Regions from separate parts of the Homo sapiens genome. Here region 1 is linked to region 2. A link is a loop called in an ENCODE intact Hi-C map of the cell type or tissue named here. Cell type or tissue: PC-9. All regions are shown on one strand.

What was found. Hi-C counts contacts between places; a loop is a spot of excess contacts. Peaks named below come from ENCODE experiments on the same cell type or tissue, not always from the same donor. Only the 100,000 strongest peaks of a DNase experiment are listed, where the experiment ranks them.
Region 1: a loop joins it to region 2, with 2.9 times the contacts of the local background. A loop is called at or near these places in 6 of 110 quality-filtered maps.

What each region holds. Positions count from the first base shown.
Region 1 is chr18:870,703-878,702 of GRCh38, forward strand. No RefSeq gene overlaps it. Among named protein-coding and RNA genes, the nearest start is that of ADCYAP1, 30 kb to the right of the region's middle. In PC-9, no CTCF peak of the experiment used is centred here; no DNase peak of the experiment used is centred here.
Region 2 is chr18:1,480,702-1,488,701 of GRCh38, forward strand. No RefSeq gene overlaps it. Among named protein-coding and RNA genes, the nearest start is that of LINC00470, 130 kb to the left of the region's middle. In PC-9, no CTCF peak of the experiment used is centred here; no DNase peak of the experiment used is centred here.

The DNA.
Region 1 (8,000 bases), 610 kb before region 2:
TACAAAAAATAAAATATTAGCTGAGTGCAGTGGTGTGCACCTGTGGCCCCAGCTACTTGAGAGGCTGAGGAAAGAGGATCATTTGAGCCCAGGAAGTTGAGGCTACAGTGAGCTATGATCATACTGCCGCTGCACTCTAGCCTGAGTGACAAAGTGAGACTGGTCTCAAAAAAAAATTTTGTTTAGTATGCTTGGGTAATGGGTGATATGTTTTGGCTGTGTCCCCATCCAAATCTCATTTTGAATTGTAGCTCCCCATAATTCCCACATGTTATGGTAGGAACCCGGTGAAGATAATTGAATCATGGGGGCAGCTTCCCCCATCCTGTTCTCGCGGAAGTAAGTCTCACGAGATCTGATGGCTTCATAAGGGGAAACCCCTTTCACTTGGCTCTCATTTCTTTCTTGTCTGCCACCATGTAAGACATGCCCTTCACCTCCCGCCATGATTGTGAGGCCTCCCCAGCCACATGGAACTGTGAGTCCATTAAACCTCTTTTTCTTTACAAATTACTCAGTCTCAGGTATGTCTTTATCGGCAGTGTGAAAATGGACTGATACAATAGATAAACACAAAGCATGAAAGAACCCCAGAAACCATGGAGAAAACAGAACCTCTGGAGATTGCCATGAGTGCTAAGCCAGCTCTAAACACATATATGAACTAAGTGAAGTTTGTCTTCAGTGCCATTTGGGGACCTGGCCTTCACTCAAACCATCATCCTCCCTCTGTTCAGTTTCCCAGTGCCATCAATCTACCCAGGCAGACCAGAGTCATCCACACAGTTGTCTTCCCAACTTCAGAACACATTTTTCCTATTGCCCCCCATCAGAAGTAGCTCTCAGTTATCATACTGGGAAGGTCTGATAAACTCACTCTCCCTAAGCTCTATTCACTGACGAGTGAAAAACATGATTCTTCCATGAGCGTTTCCCCAGTCCCTTTTATGAGAGTTGAGCTGTGATGGGGAGATTTCCTTTTCACCACCTGTTATCTTTTCTCAAATCCTACCATTAACCTAATTCCTAAGGGTTTGAAGATTTTTGGCTTTTAATGGACCTCTATTAAAATATATTTTACTACTCTACCAGCCAAAACCAGCTAGTTGAAGAGGTGGGAAAAGAATGGGGGCCGGGCATGGTGGCTCATGCCTGTAATCCCAGCACTTTGGGAGGCTGAGGTGGGCGGATCACAAGGTCAAGAGATCGAGACCATCCTGGCTAACACAGTGAAACCCTGTCTCTACCGAAAATACAAAAATTAGCCGGGCATGGTGGCGGGCGCCTGTAGTCCCAGCTACTCGGGAGGCTGAGGCAGGAGAATGGCGTGAACCTGGGAGGCGGAGGTTGCAGCGAGCTGAGATTGCGCCACTGCAGTCCATCCAGCCTGGGCAACAGAGCAAGACTCCGCCTCAAAAAAAAAAAAAAAAAAAGAATGGGGAATAAAGGTTGAAGGAAGGCATGGGGCATGGGTGACATGTGGCTATAGAACCTTGGAAGGACTCTGGAAGCAGAGGGAGAAACCTGCCTTGTTGGGTGGAGTTAATTTCTAAAACTTTGATTTTATGGTCTTACACATAACCATGTGGAAGGAAATCTGGAGAAAATGATACAGGTAACTGTATGGCTGCCTCATCCACCTAGAGGAAGGTGGTCTTGGTCCAACTTCTAGAAACAGAAAAGCAATGGGAATAAGGCACAGTGGGAAAAGTGTGGGCTGGCTCTGGTCTCACCTTTGCCACTGGGCAGCCATATGAACTTGGTGCAGTTATTTAACCTTCCTGGGTCAGAATCTTCAAAGGTGACATATGGGGATCAGACTAGATGATTGTTTTATAGGGCACCTCTGGCTAGAAACCCACTTTCTGATAATCATGAATATGGTGAATGGGATTCACCCCTTCTTTGCAAGGATGGTACAATACTGTAGGTTCTGAGCTCCTCTGCCTGTGAAATCCCTCATTTCTTAAAAGATCCCATCTCTGTCTCCTGTTGCCAGCCACATCCTTTTCAAGGGCCACCATACTTAGCACATAGCATCTTTCTCTTTTACTTTGATAGTGATCATTTTTTCCTTAAACCTTTCAAATTGTTGTTTTTGGCTTTAAATTTAGGAGTATACCTTCCATGGGACTTTGGACCTAGGTCATCTCCCAGGGAGGGACACTGTGGGCAGCAGTGAATCCTGGAAGCAGGATCAGAAGCAAGACAGAAATAGCAGAGGTGAGTCTGGGGTTTAGCTTGAGAATAGATCAAGTGAAAAACTCCCCTTAGGGGTGAAGAGCAAGTACCGAATCAGGAGCAAGCATCGATTCAGAAATGCAGGCACAGACACAATATCCATAGATCAAGAAGCCTCTAAACCACAGAAGACTTCTCACATAATCCCAGATGCACCAGGACCCAGTGTTTGGCCTTTTCAGGGCATGGCCAAGCTAATGTTGAAAGGCTGCAGTGAGCTGGAGGCCATTATCCTAAGTGAATTAACGCAGGAACAGAAAACAAAATACCGCATGTTCTCACTTACAAGTGAGATCTAAACATTGGGTACTCATGGACGTGCAGATGGCAACAGCAGACAGTGGGGACTACTAAAGCCGGGAGTGAGGAGGGGGGAAAGGAGTGAAAAATCAACTATTGGGTACTATGCTCCCTACCTGGGTGATGGCATCACTTGTATCCCAGACCTCAGCATCACACAGTATACCCAAGCAACAACCTGCACGTGTACTGAATCTAAAAGTTGAAATTATAAATAAAATAAAATATTCTAATTTCCAGACCAAAAAAAAATGTAAAAGAAAAGCTGCTGCAATGTAAGAGCTGACCACTCTGGGTAGATTCTGCTCTGCTGGTTGTGAAATAGAGTTATAAAGCAGACAAAATGTATGTGTGTTTGTGTGGAAAGAGGTAGGGAGTGCTGAGTGACTGGCCTAAGATGTCATCCCATTCTGAATACTTAAATATTAAAATGTCTTCAAAAGCGGGTTGGGCGTGGTGGCTCATGCCTGTAATCCCAGCATTTTGGGAGGCCAAGGCAGGTGGATCATGAGGTCAGGAGTTCAAGACTAGCCTGGCCAACATGGTGAAACCCCATCTCTACTGAAAATACAAAAATTAGCCTGGCATGGTGGTGGGTGCCTGTAATCCCAGCTACCCAGGAGGCTGAGGCAGGAGAATCGCTTGAACCCGGGAGGCGGAGGTTGCAGTGAGCCAAGATCACGCCACTGCACTCTAGCCTGGGCAACAAGAGCAAAACTCCGTCTTAAAAAAAAAAAATCTTCAAAACTTCCTGAATAGGTGGTTATTTTATCATTTTTTTTTTTTTGTAAAGTGAAAGCAAATTTATTATGAAAGTGAAAGAATAAAAGAATGGCTACTCCTTAGACAGAACAGCTCGGAGGGCAGCTGGTTGCTCATTTTTATGGTTATTTCTTGATGATATGCTAAGCTAGGGGTGGATTATTCATGCTTCCCCTTTTTAGACCACATAGGGTAACTTCCTGACATTTGTAAACTGTCATGGTGCTGGTGGGAGTGTAGCAGTGAGGACGATCAGAGGTCACTCTCATGGCCGTTTTGGTTTTGGTGGGTTTTGGCCGGCTCCTTCACTGAAACCTGTTTTATCAGCAAGGTCTTTATGACCTGTATTTTGTGCTGACCTCCTATTTCATCCAGTGACTTAGAATGGCTTAACCATCTGGGAATGCAGCTGGTAGGTTTCAGCTTCATTTTACCCAGCTCCTATTTAAGATGGAGTTGCTCTGGTTCACATGCCTCTGACATTTCCCCCCTTCTTTTTATAAGAGAACACTTAATCCTAAGGATTGCAGAGGGATGAAGATCCATCTTCTGTAACTTCTTAGGCTGAATAGGGGCAATGATATTCCTGCCTAACTATGAGGGTCTCTTGCATTCAGGGTAGAGAGGAGCTCAGTCAGAAAGCATCAGTATAGTAAGGTCCATTCATAAGTCTTGAGTTTCGACAAAAAGTGGTATCTGGAAGATTATTAAGTGTTTAAGAAAACATTCAGTAAACTTGTCCTGTATTCCTACACAAAGAATATAACAGCAATATATTCCACAAGAGTAAAGCAAAATAAGTAAAGTGATTCCAAGTAAACTAAATTAGAAGGGTTTTCATGAACTGGGCCACTGTTGGAACTAAGCTGATATGGGGTTGCTAGATGATTCCACTGTGTGCCTAGGATTAGAATATTGATCCAGATTTTTGCATTACCAAACCTCTTGTTTCTTCTGAGTAGCAGTCAGAGATTACTGATTGGTTCACAAGAATAAGCAGGGTTAGCCTAAATTCCAGAAACAAACTTAAAAACAACTAATGAGACTAGAATTTAATACCAAGTGTACCACAGTTCTTGAAACATAATATTTCTCTCTCCAGTTTCCCATTTTTACTAAAGACAAATCATGGTAAGACTGATTTGCTTTATTATACTTGGCCTGATTATTTGCATAAAATGCAGCAGGAATAATTATTTTTCACATAAGCTCTTTTAAAATTGGCTTTGATGGAACTCTGTTCCATAGAAGGAATTTTAGATAAGACTTTTTAAAAGCTGAACCCAGCCATAGGTTTGTACCCTCAAATACCTATGAGTTAGGTACATTTCTTTCCTCTTGAGGTCCCAAGGTAAATTGGGGCTCCTGGACCTGTTAGAAAGTGACATTCTTTATTTACCACAGGTTAGAAACCTTGTACAAGGACTATTGTAGGCAAGGCATGAGGCCAGTTCCCCATGGGGCTTTTATTGGCTCTGTAAGTTTAATTCCTTAAAGGAAAACACACCATTCCAGTAAAATAACCAGTAAAATTCCTTGGTAAAATAACCAGTAAAATTCCTTGGTAAAATAACCAATTTCTCAAATTGTGTCCTGTTACAAAAGAAAACAGATTCTTATTGCACTTATGCAAATAACTATATTGCCATAAGTTAAGAATACTCACAACTAGTTTCCAAAGTCTGGAGAAATTAGGTAGAGAGAAAAAAATGTGCTCCAAATTTTGTTCACAGCAGTATAATTTACTTAATTGCAACAAGCTGTAAATAGCTCAAAAGAAAAGTTTCATTGACTCTGAAAAACAAAACAAAGGGTCAGCAGTGTTTAAAGCAAAGTTAAAAAGATTACTTCAGTTTTCTGCTGGTTCAGTTAATTCAGTTAACTCCTTTTCTGTTTGATATTCATGAACATTCCAGGTCTTCATGAGAGTTCTGAAAGTTGTTTCCTCTATTCTAATGTTACAATTTCCAAAGTTATTAGAAACCTGCATTTAAGAACACCTGCTAGAGTTCTATAGTTGTTTATCATGATTTTCTTACCACTATTTAATTTACAAAGAAACTTAGCATTTATACTATAGTTTATGTTGACATTGTGCCAACTGGGGCTTTCAAATTTTGCCTAATTGGGTTATGTATGGAACCAACATTCTTGGGGAAAACAAGAGTAATTCATTTAACTCTCACAATAATCCCATGAGATAGGTATGGAGAATGAGGAAAATGAATTTCAAAGAGGTTAAGTAACTTGTCCAAGAGCAATTAGAGGGACCATAATGGAACTGGGATTCAAATATAAGCCTGTTAGACCACCTGAAACCCAAGAAAATTTCTCCACTATATGTGCCATCATCAACGGGGAACAAAAATAGTTTCTCTGTTAGAACATTGTAGCTATTGTAGCATGAAAGGACAAATCAAGGTTTTCTTCACTTTTATTTTCTGCCAAAACTCTCAGCTCATTACATCTGTGGAACTTTGTTTTTTCTAGTGAGGGGTGAAGCAGCCAAAATAAAAAACAATCGTTATGAAAAAATATCTTTAGAGTTTCCCTAAGGGAGAACATAGGTTAGAGAGAAAATCCTGTGACTGCTAAGAGCCAGGGGTCTGTGCATGCACCTGTCCCCCATCCAAAAGGATGATCTAATGGGAAAAGCACGTTTGTTCAGTGAGAGCAGAGAGTAGAGTTGAGAAGGGTCCCAGAGTTCTGCTTCCCCTCCCTGGGTTCTATATGTGTGTTTGTGCATGTGTGTAGCATAATAAATTCGACTCTAGGTAGGCTAGTGGTGTGTGAGTGCTTCCTTTCCCAAGTAAGGCTGGGGGACACCCAAGCTTTGCAGAGAAGCCCCCTCCCACCAAAGCTTGGCATGGCAGTGGCAAATGCCTGTGAGAGTGGTGGCCTAGGCAGGGTGCCTGGGTCTTGTTCCCCACACTGCCCACCACCAGTCATGGCGAGTGGGACAGGAGAGCACTGGAAAGTTTCTCGTGCTCTCAAGAGAGGCTCAAGATTGGCTGAGAGAAGCCGGATGGAGTAGAAGTGGCTGCCAATCACGATGAAGGGGAGCCGTCAGCAGATGCTGCATGGCCCATTTGAAAGAGAAACCACAGCTGGCATAGATGCCCCTCACTAAAGACCCAGCAAGGTGAGTACTAGCTCTGTGGAGGCCCTGGAGGGTGGAGAGCCATCAAGAACCAGATGCCGCTGGCCCTGGGGGCTCATGCCTGCAATCCCAGTACTTTGGGAGGCAGAAGCGTTGGAGACTAGGGGCTCATTTGAGCCCAGAAATTTGAGACCAGCCTGGACAACACAGTGAGACCCTGTCTCTTAAAAAAAAAAATTAGCCAGGTGTGGCGGCACATGCCTGTAGTCCAAGCTACTCAGGAGGCTGAAGCGGAAGAATCGCTTCAGCCTGGGAGGTCAAGGCTGCAGCGAGCTGTGATTGCATCATTGCCCTCCAGCCTGGGTGACAGAGCAGGACCGTCTCTCAAAAAAACCAAAAACCAAAAAACAAAAAACAAAAAACAAGAACAACAACAAAAAACCCCAGTTGCTTCTCCCACTCAAATATAGGCACTTCCACAAGCTCTCTAAAACTCATACCTTTAGGTTAAAGTGGAACATAAGGTCCTTGGATTTTCCTGGGAAAAAAATTCTGACTTAACTAATAACATCAATTTTTTTGTAATGATTGATTTGACTGAGTTTACCTAGAAATTATTAGATTAAACTTTCGCTAATAGTAATGGAAGCTCAGGGAAACAATTAAATCCTGTTATAAGAAAATAAAAATACGGTTTTACTCACTTTAGTCATTGACTATAAAAACCCATTCCCCTGTATATAATAACGCAAAACACATCCCAATATGTTCTGCCTGCCTCCGTGTTTTCCCACAGTTTTCCATTGGTTTCTTTCTTATTTCCTCCCACACAGGCTGAATTGCTAGGCTGTCCCTGTCAGCTTTCTTGGATTTAAAGGTCAGGAGCTCCAGGGGATCTCGAAGGTGTCAGATTGTTAGTTATTATTGTAATAACTGTTCAGTTAACTAAAAGCTTTATGAATTTGCATATTGAAAAGTTTCAGATGGTTGCTATTTATTTTAGCTTGCTCCTTTTGCAATAAAAGCTTTCTATTTAATTATTAATTTGGCTGTTATTCCTGGCAATTCTTGGCTATAAATAAATGTTTTCAAAACACTATCCAAAAACCACTAAGGGTTTTTTCCTAGTGGTAGAGCTGTTCTATTTGAGATTCGGATGCTGTAAGTAGTGTTTAACAATGAATAAATACTACTGATATAAATTAAATTTAAATAATAGTTTCTTCATGATTTTGGGAGGGCTGGGAGCATTGTGTATATAATAGTTTAATATAATAATAATATTATAATAATAGTTTCTTCATGATTTTGGAAGTGACTGCATTGATAGTTTAGACAAAACTTGTGATGTCTTAACTGTAATTGGAGGACCAAAAGAATTCTGTTATTTAAATAACTGTTGGAGATTGTAATGACTGGTTTTATGTGTCAATTTGGATAGGCTATAGTGCCTAATTGTTCAATCAAACACTAATCTAAGTGTTGCTGTGAAGGTATTTTGTAAATATGGTTAACAGCTACAATTAATTGAGTTTAAGTAAAGGAGACTATTCTTGTGTGTGGGCCTCATTCGATCTGTTGAAAGCCGAAGAGCAAA
Region 2 (8,000 bases):
TTTAGCAATTAAATCAACTTGAGTATACACTTACAACATAATATGAAATAATAAACATTATAATTGAATGTGCTACCAATGTTATTATGTACACTATATTCACATATTCAAGTGCATAATATTCACTAATTGTCATGGAAATGCAAATAAAAAACACAATGCAATATTATCTCACCCTAGTTAAAATGGCTATTATCCAAAAGACAGAAAATAACAAATGCTAGTGAGGATATAAAGAAAGGGGAACACTCGTACACTGTTGATGAGAATGTAAATTAATGCAGCCACTGTGGAAAACAATATAGAGCTTCCTCCAAAAACTAAAAATAGAATTACCATATGAACCTACAATCCTCCTGCTGGGTATATATCCAAAAGAATGAAAATCGGTATATCGAAGAGATGGCTGCACTCCCATGTTTATTGCTGCGCTACTCACAGTGGCCAAAATATGGAATCAACCTAATTGCCTATCAATGGATGAATAGATATAGAAAATGTGAAACCTAGACATGACCACAAGATGACTATCCATACTTAAGTTATAGTACAATAGTCCTTTAAAACAAAGACAAACATTGAAGACATAATTTTCTATTGTTTTTTACTACTTTGATAATCTCAACATGTTTCATTTTTATATATTTTACAAATGTGATGTAAATAATTTTTGTCAACTAGATGGTGACTTTGTTTTTCCATATTAAAAAAAGCAACAAATTTTATGTAAATTTGAAGCTCAAGCCAAAGTTCCTTTTGTAGTGAAAAAGCTAGTAGATGCCCTATATTGTGGTATTAAGCTATGTTAAGCTATCTGTGCTAATGTAGTTATTGTGGCAAAAAGATTTACAGAATCTGAGTCAGTGAGTCCAATTAGTTCTTTCCTGAATAATGGTTAGGATGGTACAAATTTACTATTTACCTCCACATTCAAGTCATGCAATCAACAGCAATGACTTTAAGTGCCTTGAAAGTGAATAAAAGCTGCATCACAAAGGATAATGCTTTGAATTGAAGATTCATGTGACAGCCACTGTACTACAAATAAAATGTAAATATTTCATTGAGACAGAGCCTAAAAGATGGAGGATATCAGACTCCAGGTCCCACTGATGCACACAGCTCTGGGAGGAGTGAACCATGACTATAAACCACAGTCCTACTAAATGGTAACAACTGGGCTGGAGAGGCCACTATAATTGACCCAAATGACTGTATTCTTTCCATTTTTCGTGGTCTCCTGGACTGATCATTATTTGTTTTTTCTATATTTCTATTAAGCCATCCTGCCCAAAGGCAGTGGCTTAGATTCAATTCCATTTTAATTATGGTCCAGTAACAACCTTTATCATTGTTGTTAATATTGATATATTTCAGTGTCCTTCTAATTTTGGGTTTTTCTTCTACCAGCTCTACCCAATTCAAACTATTCTTTTCCATGTCCAAGATTCAATAAGCTCTTTATGAAACTCTAAATACGTCATTCAAAAGCATTTGATGGCACCTAGAGAATATATTTTAAGCTCTCCAGCAGGATATTTAAGGTCCTCCGTGGTCTTCTTCCTAAAATTTTCTTACCTCCAACACACTCCTCCATATACCCAGTGTTCCAATGTTGTTTGCTTTCTCTGGCATATTTCTGAGAAAGAAGGCTGTTAGCTGCAGTGTACAAAACTGCCATTTATTGTGAAATATCTGATTGTGTCAAACTATTTAATTAAAAAAGACGTCCTTTTGAATGATAACCCAAGGAAAAGAAATTAATCCTTCTCCGTCTGTTCATCTAGTCATGCAGATTGCTTTATTTGCTTTAGAATAATGTTTTGTTATATGCTTTAGAATAATATGTGTTTTTTAGAATCAGTGACATTAAATAAGTTCGGTTATATATTTTTGTAAATCATGTTAATGCAACTGTCTGGCCAAAGAAAGTGGACACAAAAATGAATAAATACATAAAAATAAACACGTGAATAAAACTGTATTTTTGATAGTTTTACCTGCATGTGTATTTGTTGTTTTTTATGAAGTAAAAGAAAACAAAGACTTCTGGAGGAGAACTGGTTTCTAAAAAACACAATATTCCTGTTCATATTTTACAAACTTTGATCTCTAGATGATTTATAATCTTATTTCTACAATTAAAAAATAAAAACATTTCAATCGAAAGAATAAATGTTATTTCCAGGACATGGACCAGGACTGAAGAAGGATCATTTCAACCAGAGGAAACATTACAATGGTTCTGAGCAGTCAAAGGTCATGGTGCTTCTGGGAGCACGTGCAAAGTCTGGTTTGATCTGAGTATAATCTGGGTGATACAGAATAGGGGGCGATGAGGCTGCTAGAGTTGGGCAAAGGAGGACCTTGTATAGTATAACAAGATTTGGGGCTTAATCCTGTAGTCTATGAGGCTTATTGAAAGTTCAAAGCAGGATTTTGTATCATCCTTTCTGTAGTTTAGGTGAAGAAATCATTTGTCAGTGAAGGAGATGAATTGGAGAGACTTGGAGTGTAGACTGCCAATGAGTCCACAACATAAACTGTTTGGCATGAACAAAGGAAATGGCAGAGCAAACATAAGATGGGAGAGTTAGCTTAGCACTAATTAGGAGCTAAAACTGATGGCACCAGTTTACTGATTGAATGTGAAAAGATACGAGAGAGGAGTTTAGTTAATCGAAGTTTCTACAATGAGCAACTGAGTGGTTGGAGTTGCCATCAAATTAGACAACAATGTGTTAATCACATACTGTGTGGGGGGTACTATAGAACACTTGAGAGGTGGTGGAAATAAACAAGACATGCTTTCTGTCATGTTGAATAACTGTTTTTCTCTGTTATGTCCTCTTGGCATGAGACACACTTTTGAGACAATGACTCACTATTGGCAGAGACTTTGTCAGATGGTAGGCTTTATGTATAAGTTCTGGTAGTTCTCAATGGCTTTATTGCACAACTGGCTTGAAAGTTTCTTTATACTTTTTCTTTAGACAAAGAAAAAGCACCATAAAAGCTGCCCTAAATCTAAAGCAAACTTTTGATTTAACAGTAAAATCTGAATTACTGCAGTTTTTCCAGCCACTGAATGTCAATGGATCTTCTGAAGTTTCTTTCCCCTCTTTTTGTAACAATTACAAAAATGATTAAAGGCACTTCTATGTGTGTATGCATACACACACACACATACACACACATGCACACACACACACACCTGTGAGGGAGCAGAACATGATGCTCAATTAACAATTCTGAAAGATTAATACACAAACACACACACACACACACACACACCTGTGAGGGAGCAGAACATGAAAACATAATGTGCAATTAACAATGCTGAAAGTTTAACACACACACACACACACACACACACACGGGTTATATCTTTATTTGAATAAACTTTCCATCAAAGAGAGTGAAACTTACAGGCAATATGAATGAGAGAATGTGTCCAAAAGTTGTGAAAAACTACCCCAGGAAAATATCTCTTTTAAAATTAGGTTTTTATAAACAGTGCATTTAATGAAGCATATTAGTCCTTTTCCATATTAAATTGGATTATCACATTTTTTCTTGTTTGTTTTAATGCCTCAGGATTCAAGACTGAAATCAATCATTTACTGATCCAGATTAAAGTCTGTATATATAGATATATACATGTATGGGTTTACCAATAATATTGATAAAATATTCTCATGAATCTTTTGTGAAGCAATGGAAAAACACTGAAAAGGCTTATATTCACTGTCTGGAGAAATGAGATCCAACCACAAGCGTATAAGCAAAGTAGACACAAAAGTAGGGCAATAATAGCATTTTGATTGCTTTTGCTAATAAACTTTTCCATTTCCTTAAAACAAAAAGATTGTTAGTTCATTTTAATGTGGCATTTCTGATGCTTACAAAGTATTATGTGCTTTTTAGAAGAAAAATTTCCTTAAAATATAGATATGTGCAATGTACCACTTTCTTTCATGCTTGCTATTTCTAAAACCCAAAGAGAGAGTAGACTGACTGAAATGAAAGTTGCATTCCAATACGTTCTTATAGGAATTAGACATATAACAAATATATAGCGCTAACAATTAATAAATGTGCTGTATAGTATATAAAACTAACACTAATACAAGTATTGGTCTTATTTTATATAGTATTGCCTTTTGCTCAGTTTTCTTCTAAATGATTTCAATTGTACTTACTGTTTTAGGTCCCTGATTAGAAATACCCACAGTATAATAATGTAATAAGCATAAAAAGTAGTTGAATTTTGAAATAACTGAAATTAATGCTTATCGATGTGAAATTACGTTATTATTTTTCTTTCTTTTTACTATAAAAGTTGCATGCAGAATGTAGTGAAGAACTTATATTAACACCTAAATTTTTCCTCATCTTTAGAATTCTACCAGTATAGCTCTGAAATCTATTGCTATAATTGGACCTATTGATTGACCACCCAATCCCCAGGGTTCAAATGCAGCAGTTCTTAGCTGGGACTGAAATGTGTGTGTGTGTGTGTGCACGTGTGCATGCACGCGCACTTTAATAGTATTTGAAGTGGAATCTGGAAATTCCATTCCCTCGCTGAAGCTTTCCTCACTGACTCCACCTAAATGTGAGCTCTCACTCACCTGGACTCCTTTTACTCCTTGGTTCTTTCACTTTTATAGTATTAATAATGGAAGTAATTGTATCATATTTTTTTCTGAGCATATTGCATGTGAATTTCCAGATTACATAGTATCTGGAAACAGACTATCTGCTTCAAATACTATTTATCATAAGAGATAAATGAGGGCAGCCAGTTTAGGGAGCAACTGCATTAGTCCTTATCAATGTTTCTCAACTTGTATTCCCTTCATCACAGGGTGTATGAGAAAAGTATTTATTTAGTGTAGGCTTTCCCAAAAGTATCAGACCACAGGACCTCTTGGGTATGTAAAGCTCTCAGCTACTCAGAATTTACTTTCAACACCAAAACTCATTGTTAAATGTAGATCCAGTCCATGGTTCCTGAATGCTAAAAATGTTCCATACATCAAAAAAGTATTTCCACTTAGTATATAGTCTAGTTTTTAAGAGCATAGTATCTGGAAACAGACTGGTTCAAATACTAACTGGCTCTGTCATTTGCTAGCTGCTTGACCTCTAGCAAGGTACCTAATGTCTCTTTTTTTAGTTTTATCTTATTAAAATTAGGATAACAAATATAACACCTTCCTAGGATTTATATGAGGTTTGAATGAATTAATATATAAAATACATTATATATTAATGTTAATATATAACATTATATTTTAATATATTAATATTAATACATATTAATTGGGAACAGTGCCTTGCACATTGCCTGCACTGTATAAGCATTTGCTCTCACTGTAACTACTAGTAATACTAATAGTAGGGCATTACTGCTATCATTTAAGGACACTGAACACAATTATAATTTTGTTCTATTAATAGTAATATATTGTGAGTACGTTAATCTCTCCCCTCTGAAAATGTGTTTCAAAATAAATTAAAAATATTTTGTATTATTAATCCCTTGCAAATGTTTGTTGCACACCCACCAAGTAAATGACAATATCCTGACCATTGTACAGAAAAATGATAAACAAGATTTAATTCTCGGCCTTAAAGAACTTGTAACCTAAAGTCAATTTTCCATGTAGTCACACTGAAATCTGCCACTGACAACCTGCATACTCACATAGATCTGTCGATGAGTCTCTTAAATCTTTCATGTAGTCATGAAAAACTACCGCAGGTATTTCTATCCGTTATCTGGAGAAACCCACATACAATATGCTCAGAAAAAAAAGATACAATTTTGTCTATAATCAACACTATAAAAGTGAAAGAACCAAGGAGTAAAAGGAGTACAGAGGAGTGAGAGCTCACTTTTAGGTGGAGTGAGTGAGGAAAGCTTCAGAGAGAGAATGGAATTGCAGCCAGATTTTGAAAAATGTTTTCAATTGCAATAGTAAAGAGGTGAAAAATTGACAAGGTAAGGAAAAGTGGTGGTGGCTGTGCATTTTAGATTGCAAGAATGACACAAACATGCAGGTGGCGAAAGCTACATTTTGTGTAGGAAGAGCAGCTCAGGTGTGGAGAGTAGTGAAGGTATGAAATTTTACTCTAGTCAAAGTCTCAAGGTTCTAGATTTCAAAATTACTAAAAAGAATTGTGCCAACCTTTTTCCCCCAGTCTTGCTGATCTATGATTAATCTTTAAAAATTTTACAAAAAAAAATCGAACATTTTTGACAGTAAGACAAAAATAAAAAGGCCAATGCTGAAAAAGGAATTACTAATTTTATTTATACTCTGCATTTATAAATGACCTCTCCTAATGTTTAGTTAATATGAGGTGAACTTACCCATGATTACCCGAGATCATACGAATAAACATTGGAGAACTAAAATTACATTTACTAGCAATATACAGCTTTAAAGACTAAGCTGGATTGTGACAGTTTTTAAAAAGTCCAGAAAGGAAATGGGTAAGGTATTTTGACCAAGAATAGCCCCGTTCTTTGATTGAGCTTTATAGGAATTCTCACAGGATGGAAAAAATGAACTCTCTTGAAGATATCTTCCCAGAAAGAGTCTACCCTAAAATGCGGTGTGAAGAAATATTACTGTTACAGTCACAGTGACTACTTAGATGGTATCAGGAAAAAGCCAACCTAGAATGTAACCAGTGAAAACAAAATGCTCTACTGTGGGGAATTGATGTATTTTACAGCTTCTTGGTGAAATGAGAAAGACAGTAATTGAATGACAAGAGGAAAGAGAAGAGACATGGGCATCTCAAGGCTGAGCAAAGAGAAAGTTGGAGAATAAGAATGTGTCAGACTGTCATTCAACACTATTGAGCAGAGAAAGTTCCAGGGCTGGAGGGAACCTGTCGGCACTGCTTTCTCTGGGTGATGGCAGGACATAGAGCCCTAGGTGGAATGCTGGCCAGATTCCAGTCCCTCCGCTGAGCATGCTTATGCAGGGTACAACCTGCACAAATGCACATTGTGACAATGACAGGGTTACAGTAGTATTTAGTAACCTTCATAGGAATAATCTCAAGAAACAAGGTTATTTCATCACACTACCAAAACTCACTGATAATATGCCTCAAGACCTGTGTGTATTCTGACCATGGATTTTTGCTCAGCAAACCTCTAGTCTTAATATTTCCTAAGAAACAGGGTAACTGTGAGCTTCTCAGGCATATGCAACAGTAAATGTTACAAAATGGGCAATCTGGCCAAGAAAATAATAATAAAGTATGAGTATGTGGTAGGGAGAATAATGCCCCCCTAATATCCACACCCTAAGAAAATTACAGCCATATTTATTAAATGTAAGGTGCGGTGGGCAGGGGAGAGGGAGCAAAGCACGTTCACGAATGAGTTCTCAAATTGACTCTCAGAACTTATGTCCAGTGACATAGAAACCACCTTCCCAAATGGCAGAGCCTTTCTTTCCCTGGAGATAGTGGCAGAGGGAGTGGCGGCCACTGAAGCCACGGAGGATATGGGAATACAGTACCTTAAAAGGCAAAGGGACTTTACTACGTGTAATTAAGGTTAAGGACCTCAAAATAGAGAGAAGTCCTTGTTATTTGGTTGGGCCTAATCTAAACCCATGAGTCCTTAAACCACAGAACATTTTCTGGCTGGAGTCAGAGATAGTGTGGAAGACGAAGCAGAAGATAGATGTGGAAGAAAGGGAAGTCCTGAGATGCAGGGGCCATGTGTGAGAAATAGAAAGAGGCCTCTTAAAGCTGTGGAGGCCCCTAGCTGTCAGTCAGCAAGGGAACGGAGACCTGAGTCCTACAACAGTAAAGAATGGGATTCTATCAACAACCTGGATGAGCTTGGATGCGGTTCTTCCCAGAGCCCATAGGCGTCAGCCTATGAGACCTGAAGCAGAGAAACCTGTGGCCCAAACCAAACTTCTAACTGCAGTCTATGAGACAACAAACTTGTGCTATTTTAT